Linked DNA regions of Homo sapiens: region 1 is linked to region 2. Evidence: chromatin contacts called from ENCODE Hi-C or POLR2A ChIA-PET data. All regions are on one chromosome and are shown on one strand. The core of a region is the stretch at or near the end of the contact, and the rest is flanking DNA. Distances in the headings are between cores, read along the strand shown.

The links. Hi-C counts contacts between places; a loop is a spot of excess contacts on that map. ChIA-PET counts read pairs that join two places held with the same protein, here RNA polymerase II (POLR2A). Pooled maps may share reads with other maps.
Region 1: a loop to region 2 is called in a pooled map, with 3 times the contacts of the local background. The contact joins the enhancer-like site here to the promoter of ARRB2 in region 2. A Hi-C loop is called at or near these places in 1 of 37 single-sample maps with no recorded cell type and 8 of 50 pooled maps. POLR2A ChIA-PET finds 5 or more read pairs at or near these places in 5 of 52 experiments (AG04450, GM10248, OCI-LY7 and 2 more).

Annotation. Positions count from the first base shown.
Region 1 is chr17:5,048,036-5,053,254 of GRCh38, reverse strand. It overlaps LOC105371501 (a long non-coding RNA gene), which reads right to left. Exons shown (of 4, transcript XR_002958101.2): 4 at 1-136. Among named protein-coding and RNA genes, the nearest start is that of SLC52A1, 15 kb to the right of the region's middle. Within about 2 kb of position 3,879, at least 11 of the 41 ENCODE cell types and tissues checked have a DNase peak (open chromatin) inside an H3K27ac peak, as active enhancers do; they include OCI-LY7, where a contact is called at or near this core.
Region 2 is chr17:4,709,044-4,714,119 of GRCh38, reverse strand. ARRB2 (arrestin beta 2) reads right to left here and starts at 3,488. Exons shown (of 15, transcript NM_004313.4): 1 at 3,376-3,488. The coding sequence starts at 3,398. RefSeq lists a silencer at 3,242-3,771 and an enhancer at 3,701-3,870.

The DNA of each region.
Region 1 (5,219 bases), core at 2,630-5,129, 340 kb before region 2:
TATTTGTGCAAACCCCTAAAGGATGTCTTACATGTCCCAGTGAACGAGTCTGGTCATCTGTGGACTGACACCAGCCATTTTCTGCACTTCTTTATTCTCAGGACTCCTTCCGCTGAGTATCAGTTTGTCCTAGCTCCTGGCAACAAATAAATGTCAGGTATTCTTCCTCTGTTCCAAACCTTTCAAAGCTGTAGAGAAGCTGTTATTATAGAGTTATAAAATATTAATGCCACAAGAAACTTAAAAATCAGCCAGTCCAAGCCCCTCATTTAGCAGTTGCCCAAAATGAGGCACAAAAATCCGGAGACCTCCTCGTGGCTTGGTGTAGTGTCCAAGCTGAGATCTGACCAGCACTTTGGGAGGTCATGGCAGGAGGATCACTTGAGCCAGGAGTTCCAGATCAGTCTGTGCAACATGGCAAAACCCTGTCTCTACAAAAATTAGCTGGTTGGCTGGGTGCAGTGGCTCACACCTGTAATCCCAGCACTTTGGGAGGCTGAGGTGGGCGGATCACCTGAGGTCAGAAGTTTGAGATCAGCCTGGCCAACATGGTGAAACCCCATCTCTACTAAAAATACAAAAACTAGCCAGGCATGGTGGCACATGCCTATAGTCCCAGCTACTCGGGAGGCTGAGGCAGGAGAATCCCTTGAACCTGGGAGGAAGAGGTTGCAGTGAGTTGAGATCGTACCATTGGATTCCAGCCTGGGCAACAGAGTGAGATCCTTCTAAACAAAAAAATAGCTAGATATGGTAATGCAACGCCTGTAGTCCCAGCTACTTGGGAGGCTGAGGTGGGAGGATTGCCTGAGCCTGGGAGGTCGAGGCTGTGTTGACTAATGATCACGCCACCGTACTCCAACCTGGGCAACAAGAGCGAGACTCAGTCTCAAAAAAAAAAAAAAAAAAAAAAAAAATCTGTAGTCCTGTTGCCCTTTATTCACTTGGCTTATAGGTGTTATTTTGTCTTTCATTTTCTTTTCTTTTTTTCTTTTTTTTTTTTTTTTTTTTTGAGACGGAGTCTCGCTCTTGTTGCCCAGGCCAGAGTGCAGTGGCGTGATCTCAGCTCACTGCAGCTTCTGCCTCCCTGATTCAAGCGATTCTCCTGCCTCAGCCTCCCGAGTAGCTGGGGTTACAGGCGCCCACCACCACGCCCGGCTAATTTTTGTATTTTTAGTAGAGACAGGGTTTCACCATGTTGGCCAGGATGGTCCCGAAGTCCTGACCTCAGGTAAGCGACCCGCCTCGGCCTCCCAAAGTGCTGGGATTACAGGCCTGAGCCACGGTGCCTGGCCTATCTTTCATTTTCAAAGCTTGTTTTTGAGTGGTGGCATGGGGCACACCCCTGTACTGCTAATGCAAAGGAATATTAGAATCACCATTTGTGAAAGAAACTTGGCAGTCTGTTACAAGAGCCTCAGCTATGTCATACAGTTTCACCCAATAATTCTATTTCAAGAGACTTATCCAGGAAAAAAAAAAAAAAAAAGACCAAAATAAGAAAAGCTTTGTAATGAGCCCTTGTTGCTTTTACCTACCCAGTGCCTCTGTTCCTCTTCTGGTAACTGAATTCCTCCTTCATCTACCAATTTATAGCAGCAGGGTTTGAGATTCTTTCACTGAATTCCAACCAATCAAATTATCTGAAAAGTATTATTTTTCTTTTTTCAGACAGGGTCTCGCTCTTTCACCCAGGCTGGAGCACGGTGGTGTGACCCCAGTTCACTGAAGCCTCAACCTCCTGGGCTCAAGGGATCCTCCCACCTCAGCCTCCTGAGTAGCTGGGACTATAGGTGCACATCAGCATGCCCAACTAAATTTTATTTTTTGTAGAGATGGGGTTTCGCCATGTTGCTTGGGCTGGTCTCGAACTCCTGGGCTCCTGCGATCCGCCCATCTCAGCCTCCCAGAGTGCTGGGACTACAGGCATGGGCCATTGCACCTGGCCTTTAAAATATTCTTTTCTTTTCAAGTGAGAAATGGTATCCTACTGATGTCTTAATTTGCCTTTCTTTGATATATACAGTCAGGGAGAGCATCTTTTCCACATGTCTATTGGCCATGTGTATTTCCCATGAAATATTTCATACCACCCCCCTCACCATTTTACAATATGATCTTTATCAATGTCACAGTGATAGGATATGTCTCTAACCTGTATCTTTTATTTTCTTTCTTTCCTTTTTTTTTTTTTTGATACGGAGTTTTCCTCTTGTCGTCCAGTCTGGAATGCAATGACATGATCTCGGCTCACCACAATCTCCGCCTCCCGGGTTCAAGCAATTCTCCTGCCTCAGCCTCCCGAGTAGCTGGGATTACAGGCATGTGCCACCATGCCCGGCTAATTTTGTATTTTTAGTAGAGACAGGGTTTCGCCATGTTGGTCAGGCTGGTCTCGAACTCCTGACCTCAGGTGATCCACGCCCCCTTAGCGTCCCAAAGTGCTGGGATTACAGGCACGAACTACTATGCCTGGGATTAACCTGTATCTTTTGACTTATTAACTTGTCTGTGCTTACTGGAGTGGCACTCTGAGCTGAGCCTGGACAGGTGAGACTATTTCTAGAGGTTTGTCTATTCTATATATTTCATATAAACAGGATCATACAATATGTTGGAATTGCATCTTTATGTCTCTTTTCAGTAGTCCAATGGCACAATCTCAAAAACAGTCTAACTTCTGAACTTTTGCATACTGTTTGTTTGTGTTCTTCACATCTGGATTTGGCGTTCCCACGCTGGAATGCTGTTTGGGGGGATGATACGCAATCTTCTCTCAGTCTCCATGGTAATCGCTCTGAACTCACCGCCCAGCTGTAGGGCAGCGCTTGCATGTGATCATGATAAACTGCAATATGCATTCAACTGAAATAGAAAAGCAGCTCAAGGATGCACAGCGAAGCTGTGGTTTTTTTTGTTTTTGTTTTTGTTTTTTTGTTTTTTTTTGAGACGATGTTTTGCTCTTGTCGCCCAGGCTGGAGTGCAATGGCAAGATCTCGGCTCAGTGCAACCTCCGCCTCCCAGGTTCAAGTGATTCCATGCCTCAGCCTCCTGAATAGCTGGGATTACAGATGCCTGCCACCACACCCGGCTAATTTTTGTATTTTTAGTAGAGACGGGTTTTCACTGGTCTCGAACTCCTGACTTCAGGTGATCCACCTGCCTCGGCCTCCCAAAGTGCTGGAATTACAGGTTTGAGCCACCGCATCTGGCCTGCAGTGAAGCTTTCTAAGTCTATCTTTTCCTTTCTCCTTTCCTTCCTCGTGTCCCAAAGGCAGGAATATGCCCCTCCTCTTGAAGTTCCTCTGATTGTCCAGTCCTCCACGGAAAATCTTATTATTTGTTTATCAGACCAGAAGCAAAATAAATGCCCTTGAAAGGTGACAAGCAACAGCGTGAGGAGGACCTCGCTTGCCCAGGCAGCTTCCTCCAATCCCACCCTTGCCCCACACCAGAACAGAGGATAATTTCAGCACCCGTGCCTGGGAAGACACCCAAAATGAGTGTCTGTAGTTTGTCCCCTCTTTGAAAGAATGCAGGGCTTGAGAAGGCTCACTTTCCCTGCAGGCCTCTGTCTGGTGCCAGATGTAGGCTCTGTGAAAAGAAGCACAGCTATAACCGGGAGCCTTAAAATAGTCAAAGTTTCTATAACAGAAATTATTAGTGGTGTAGGGGAGCAAAAACAGGCAAAAGAATAGCTGCTTTGAGCTTCAGGCTTTCATTGTGGTTAATAGACAATTGAAATCAAAGAAACATGTTTACTTCTTTTTTCTTTTCTTTTTTTTTTTTTTGACAGGATGTTGCTCAGACTGGAGTGCAGTGGTGCGATCTGGGCTCACTGAGGCCTCAAACTCCTAGGCTCCAGGCTGGGGTGCTGTGGTGTGAACTCAGCTCACCGCAACCTCCACCTCTGGGCTCAAGCGATTCTCCTGCTTCAGCCTCCTGAGTAGCTGGGACTATAGGTACACACCACCACACCTGGCTAATTTTTTTTTTTTTTTTTTTTGAGACAGAGTCTTCCTCTGTCACCAGTCTGGAGTGCAGTGGCATGATCTTAGCTCACTGTAACCTCCGCCTCCTGGGTTCAAGCCATTCTCCTGGCTCAGCATCCCGAGTAGCTGGGATTACAGGCGCCCACCACCACACCCAACTAATTTTTGTATTTTTAGTAGAGACAGGGTTTCACCATGTTGGTCAGGATGGTCTTGGTCTCCTGACCTCGTGATCTGCCCACGTCGGCCTCCCAAAGTGCTGGGATTACAGGTGTGAGCCACCGCTCCTGGCATTTTTTTTCTGTAGAGATGGGGTTTTGCCATGTTGCCCAGGCTGGCCTCGAACTCCTGGGCTCAAAGCAATCCTCCCTCCCCGGCCTCCCAAAGTTCTTGGATTACAGCATGAGCCACCATGCCTGGTGGAAATCCATGTGGAACATGTTTGTTTTCCCTCCACTGGGTTGTAGCCCAGCTTTCACTCCACTATTTGTGTTATTTCTCCACCTCCCACTTCAGCACCTCAGTCTCTTTCATCCTAAGAAAATCCACCTCACCCTGTGGAATTAAAAACATTTAAACCAGCCAGGCACGGTGGCTCACGCCTGTAATCCCAGCACTTTGGGAGGCCGAGGCAGGTGGATCACCTGAGGTCAGGAGTTCAAGACCAGCCTGACCAACATGGTGAAACCCCGTCTCTACTAAAAATACAAAAATTAGCTGGGCATGGTGGTGGGCGCCTGTAATCCCAGCTACTCGGGAGGCTGAAGCAGGAGAATCGCTTGACCCCAGGAGGCGGAGGTTGCAGTGAGCCGAAATCGCACCATTGCACTCCAGCCTGGATGACAAGAGCAAGACTCCATTTAAAAACAAAACAAAACAAAAAACAAAACAAAAAAAAACCCTTTAAACCAAAGAATTTGGATGCAGATTGAAATGGTTAGAAAATGTGGCCGGGCATGGTGGCTCACGCCTGTAATCCGAGCACTTTGGGAGGCGGAGGCAGGTGGATCACCTGAGGTCAGGAGTTCAAGACCATCCTGGCCAACATGGTAAAACCCCGTCTCTACTAAAAATACAAACATTAGCAGGTGTGGTGGTGTGCGCCTGTAATCCCAGTTACTTGGGAGGCTGAGGCAGGAGAATTGCTTGAACCCAGGAGGCCGAGGTTGCAGTGAGCAGAGATCGCGCCATTGCACTCCAGCCTGGGGAACAAGAGTAAGACAACAT
Region 2 (5,076 bases), core at 2,239-4,738:
TGAGCCTCAGAGGCCTTATTAATTTAGGCATCTCCAGCACAATGCCAGCCATATCATGAAGATGGTAATGCTGCTAACATTTCAGAGTGACTACTCCATGCCCAGCACTGTTCCAAGTGTTTCAAATGTGTCATCTCTTGTAATACTCTGTTTTTTGAGACAGAGTCTCACTCTGTTGCCCAGGCTGGAGTGCAGTGGTGCGATCTCAGCTCACTGCAACCTCCGCCTCCCAGGTTTAAGTGATTCTCCTGCTTCAGCCTCCTGAGTAGCTGGGATTACAGGAGTGAGCCACCATGCCCGGCTATGTTTTGTATTTTTTTTTTTTTTTTGGAGATGGAGTCTCACTCTATCACCAAGGCTGGAGTAGAGTGGCACGCTGTCAGCTCACTGCAACCTCCACCTCCTGGGTTCAAGCGATTCTCATGCCTCAGCTTCCTGAGTAGCTGGGATTAGAGGTGCCTGCCATCATGCCTGGCTAATTTTTTTTTTGAAACGGAGTCTCACTCTGTCGCCCAGGCTGGAGTGCAGTGGTGCGATCTCGGCTCACTGCGACCTCTGCCTCCCGGGTTCACGCCATTCTCCTGCCTCAGCCTCCCGAGTAGCTGGGACTACAGGCACCCACCACCACGCCCGGCGAATTTTGGTATTTTTAGTAGAGATGGGGTTTCACTGTGTTAGTCAGGATGGTCTCAATCTCCCGACCTCGTGATCCACCTGTCTCAGCCTCCCAAAGTGCTGGGATTACAGGCGTGAGCCACCACGCCCGGCCGCTAATTTTTATATTTTTAGTATAGATGGGGTTTCCCCATGTTGGCCAGGCTGATCTCAAACTCCTGACCTCTAGTGATCCGCCCGCCTCAGCCTCCCAGAAGGCTGGGATTACAGGCTTGAGTCACTGTGTCTGGCCTGTATTTTGTATTTTTTTAGTAGAGACGAGGTTTCCCCATGTTAGCCAGGCTGATCTCCAACTTCTGACCTCAGGTGATCCACCCGCCTCAGCCTCCCAAAGTGCTGGGATTACAGGCGTGAGCCACCGTGCCCGGCCTTAGGTTGCAGTGAGCTGAGATTGAGCCACTGCACTCCAGCCTGGGTGACAGAGCAAGACTTTGTCTCAAAAAATAAATAAATAAATAAATTAATTAAATTAAATAAAACCACCCAGTGATGGAGCTCCTAATATCTCTGTTTTACAGGTGAGGAAACTGAGGCAGAGAGAGGTCAAGTGTTTCAAGGTCACAGAGGGAGTAAATGGTGGGAATTAATAGAAACCAAGGCAGTCTGGCTCCGAGTCCATCCTCTCGATCAATATTACACTATCTGTCTCTGCAGTTGGCATAAATAGTTTGTTGAATTGAAGGTTATTTGCTTTCCAGTTGCTGAAACAATTTAAGCCTGGACTCCACCCATTGCTGGGAGGGTAAGGAAGTGTTTGGCAACCCCAGTGATCTGGCCAATTGTGGGCCTGTTCTTTGAAGCACCACCTTACTCCTTCCAATCCACTCTGCCTCAGCAGTGATCCCTGGAAAGGATCCTCAGATAGATAGCAGAAACGTGAAATCCTGCCAACTAGCCCATCCCTCTTCCAAGTCTACCACCCCATTCCCAGAGGACCCCAATGGGCAGGTTACCACAGTGTCTGGGTAAGACCTAACCATCTTTCCATCTGGTCTCCAGCTCTGACAGCTGGAGCATATAGGAGAGCAATGACCCTGGCCTTTGGCCCTACATGGTTTCTACCATAGGCCCAGTTTCTGCTACAACTTCACTTGCCCCTTCTTCCCAGAAAGCCAAGCTGTCCAAAGGTTGTAAGGCAAAGGGTATGGAGGGCCCCAGGTATTCCTAACCAATAAAAGAGAATACACATCGATATGGTAGCCGCTAGAATAAACACCCTATCTTTCATCCCAACTTGGGAGCTGAGTGCCGTGGCATCATCCAGGCTCTCCCTCCCCTTTGCTTCTGGTTTTCCTCTTTGTCCCAGGGTGTCCTCCCATTAGGAGCCCTGGCACAGGGCTGTGACAGCCACAATCAGTGGGCCAACTGGAGTGTGGTTCTGGGGCAATTGCCCTGGAGCAGCTGCAAGGCACTTGCCCTTTGGATCCTAACCCAGCCACCTCCTGCCAGGCTGGGGAGGAGCAGCGTGCATATACTAGGCTGGCCAAGGAGGCAGAGTGTGGGGATGACCAGGGAGGTGCCCAGTGGGAGCAGGGGTAGCTGAAGCAGATGTCCTTTCACACTTCCTGCTATTCGCTCCATTTCCTGTGGCCCAGAATTTCATGGGGGTGAGGGAAATTGTGCCAAGTTAGCAGTCTCCTTTGGTCCATCCGTCCCACTCCCTGAACCACATGACGGAAATCAGGGGCCTCCCACAAGTCAGCAACTTCCCCTTTCTCTGGGATGTTTAAACCCTGATCCAGGAGACGGATCATCTCTCTGATGATCTCTTTCTGATGCTCGTCTACTTGATGCTCAGAAACCCGGGTTCTCATACTCTATAGGTTGGAAGTGGGGTTGATATGATGTTTTGCAGAGCAAGCCAGAGCTCAGGACCAATTCCCTATTCCTGATACCCTCTGAGTTGAGGCCTACAGCCCCAACCTTTTCGTCTTTTGCTCCCGCTCCCCTGCGACTCAGGCATCCACCCCTTGCCCCTTGGGGGTGTTGAGTCACAACAGGAAGTGGATTTTGCTAGAGACCAAAAAAGAGAACTCGGGGTATCAGTGGAAGGAAAGAGCCTCGATTGCACAGAAAACATCCGGGGAGTGGACGCGCGCCCAGGGTGAATACTGCCTCCCCCACCCCCAGAGAGAGGGATACGATCTAGTTTCAGGGAGGGTCGCCACGCACTCGGCTCCCCCAAGATGAAGCTGTTGCTCCTGGCAACCCAAGGGAAGGTAGAAGTTTGGGTGAGGAGCCACCCGGCCCTCGGGACAGGTGTGGGCAGCGCGACTACCTGGGGGATATTGGATAGGAGGCTTTCCATTGGCTTGGCGCGAGTCTGGAGTGGATCCCCCCCGTCCCGGCATCCAGCCTCCCCGTACACGACCCCTCGGGGCCAGCCACCTGCTCCTCCTTCCTCCATCCCTGCATCGCAGCCTGCACGGGAGAGCCCAGTAGTCTGGCCCCACATCCCTGCGAGAACCCCGACACCGGTTTTTCTGATCCCCCTCAGGCCTCGCTTTCTGCAGGGGCCCGGGCATTTCCCCCCCACCCTCATTATCCTCGAGGACCTGCGCGTGCGGCCCCGGATGGCTGTCCCTAGGGACCCAGGCGTCCGGCCCCCAGATCCTCTCCGCTGCGCCCTCGTCTGGGACCGTCCCAGCCCCCGCCCCGAGCCGCCGCCCATGCCCCGCCGCGTGGCCCCACCTCCCTTACCTGGTCCCGGGTTTCTCCCCCATGGTGCGCGCGCCCGCCGCCCGCTCGGTTCGCGGCTCGCTCGCAGCCTCCTCGCCCGCTGCCAAGATCCCTGCTCCTCCCCGCGCCAATGCGCACGCGCGCCCTCCGCGCTCTCGCCTCTTCCCCCTCCCTCCCGGCCCCGCTCTGGTCTTGGGGAACCGGGGCCAGATGCGTCAGCCGGATCGCGCGCGCCGCGGCGCTGCCCGCCCTCTCCTAGCAGACACGCGGGGCCATTGGCTCCGCCCCCAGCCCTTCGCGCTCCTTCCCAGCCTGGTAGCCCTCCCCCGCGCGCGGGGCCAGCTCCCACTCCTCCCGCCCATCTCCCCGCCCCGCTGCAACCCCTTGAAACCGATTGGACCCCCCTAAACCAAGGCGCCCGCCTTCCAGGGGATCTAAGTCTTTCGATTGGCCTTCGGCATCCAGAACCTGCAGGGGTCTCCTCCCCTTTGTTTGCTTTCTCAGTGGCGGTGGGGGCGACCGGGCTGCTGGGGGCGGTGGAATGAGCTGAAGCGCCGTCTGGGAAGGAGGATGGTGGGGGGGAACACGTGGGTGAGCGGTTCAATTGCGTGATGCTTGCTTCAGTGCGCGCCGCTCACCTGCTCCACTCGGAGCGTGCCGCCTTCTGTGGCCAGCCCTCCCGCTTCTTCACTGCAGCGTGTCAGCTCCTCCTGGTGTTTGCATTTGATCTTCGCAGGGTTCCCTTTTCCAATGTCTCTGACTATCCATCTCCTTCACCCACCCATCCCAGCTAACATCCACTCACTCACCCGCTCCCATCCATCGGTCCATCTATGGACCCATCCATCCGTGCCTATGTTATGCTATTCACTATGCCAATCGATGGGGACACATACGAATTACCATGGCCCCTGCCTTCCTAGAATAGTTGAGGAGACACATACACAGGTATTACCCAGGAATGCTATTACAGAGGTCTGAGTCAGAAGACACAGCCGCTAACAGCAATTGGCCCGGGCGGGGGTGGAGGGAGTGCAGGCTGTCCAGAGCGGGGAACAGATGAGGACAGTCTTTCTGAAGGATGCGCAGAAGTTTTTTTTCTTTTTCTTGTTTTTTTTTTTTTTTTTGAGACAGAGTCTCACTCTGTCGCCGAGGCTGGAGTGCAGTGGTGAGAGGTGACAGCGTGCTGGCAGCTCTCACTCACTCTCGGCGCCTCCTCGGCCTTGGAACCCACTCTGGCCGCGCTTGAGGAGCCCTTCAGCCCGCCACTGCACTGTGGGAGTTCCTTTCTGGGCTGTCCAAGGCCGGAGCCGGTTCCCTCAGCTTGCGGGGAGGTGTGGAGGGAGAGGCGCGGGCGGGAACCCGGGCTGCGCGCGGTGCTTGCGGGCCAGCGCGAGTTCCGGGTGGGCGTGGGCTCGGCGGCTCCGCACTCGGAGTGGCCGGCCAGCCCCGGGCAGTGAGGGGCTTAGCACCTGGGCCAGCAGCTGCTGTGCTCAATTTTTCGCTGGGCCTTAGCTGCCTTCCCTCGGGGCAGGGCTCGGGACCTGCAGCCCGCCATGCCTGAGCCTCCCCTCCCCCTCCGTGGGCTCCTGTGCGGCCCGAGCCTCTCCGACGAGCACCGCCCCCTGCTCCAAGGCACCCAGTCCCATCGACCACCCAAGGGCTGAGGAGTGCAAGCACATGCGGACTGGCAGGCAGCTCCACCTGCGGCCCCCAAGCGGG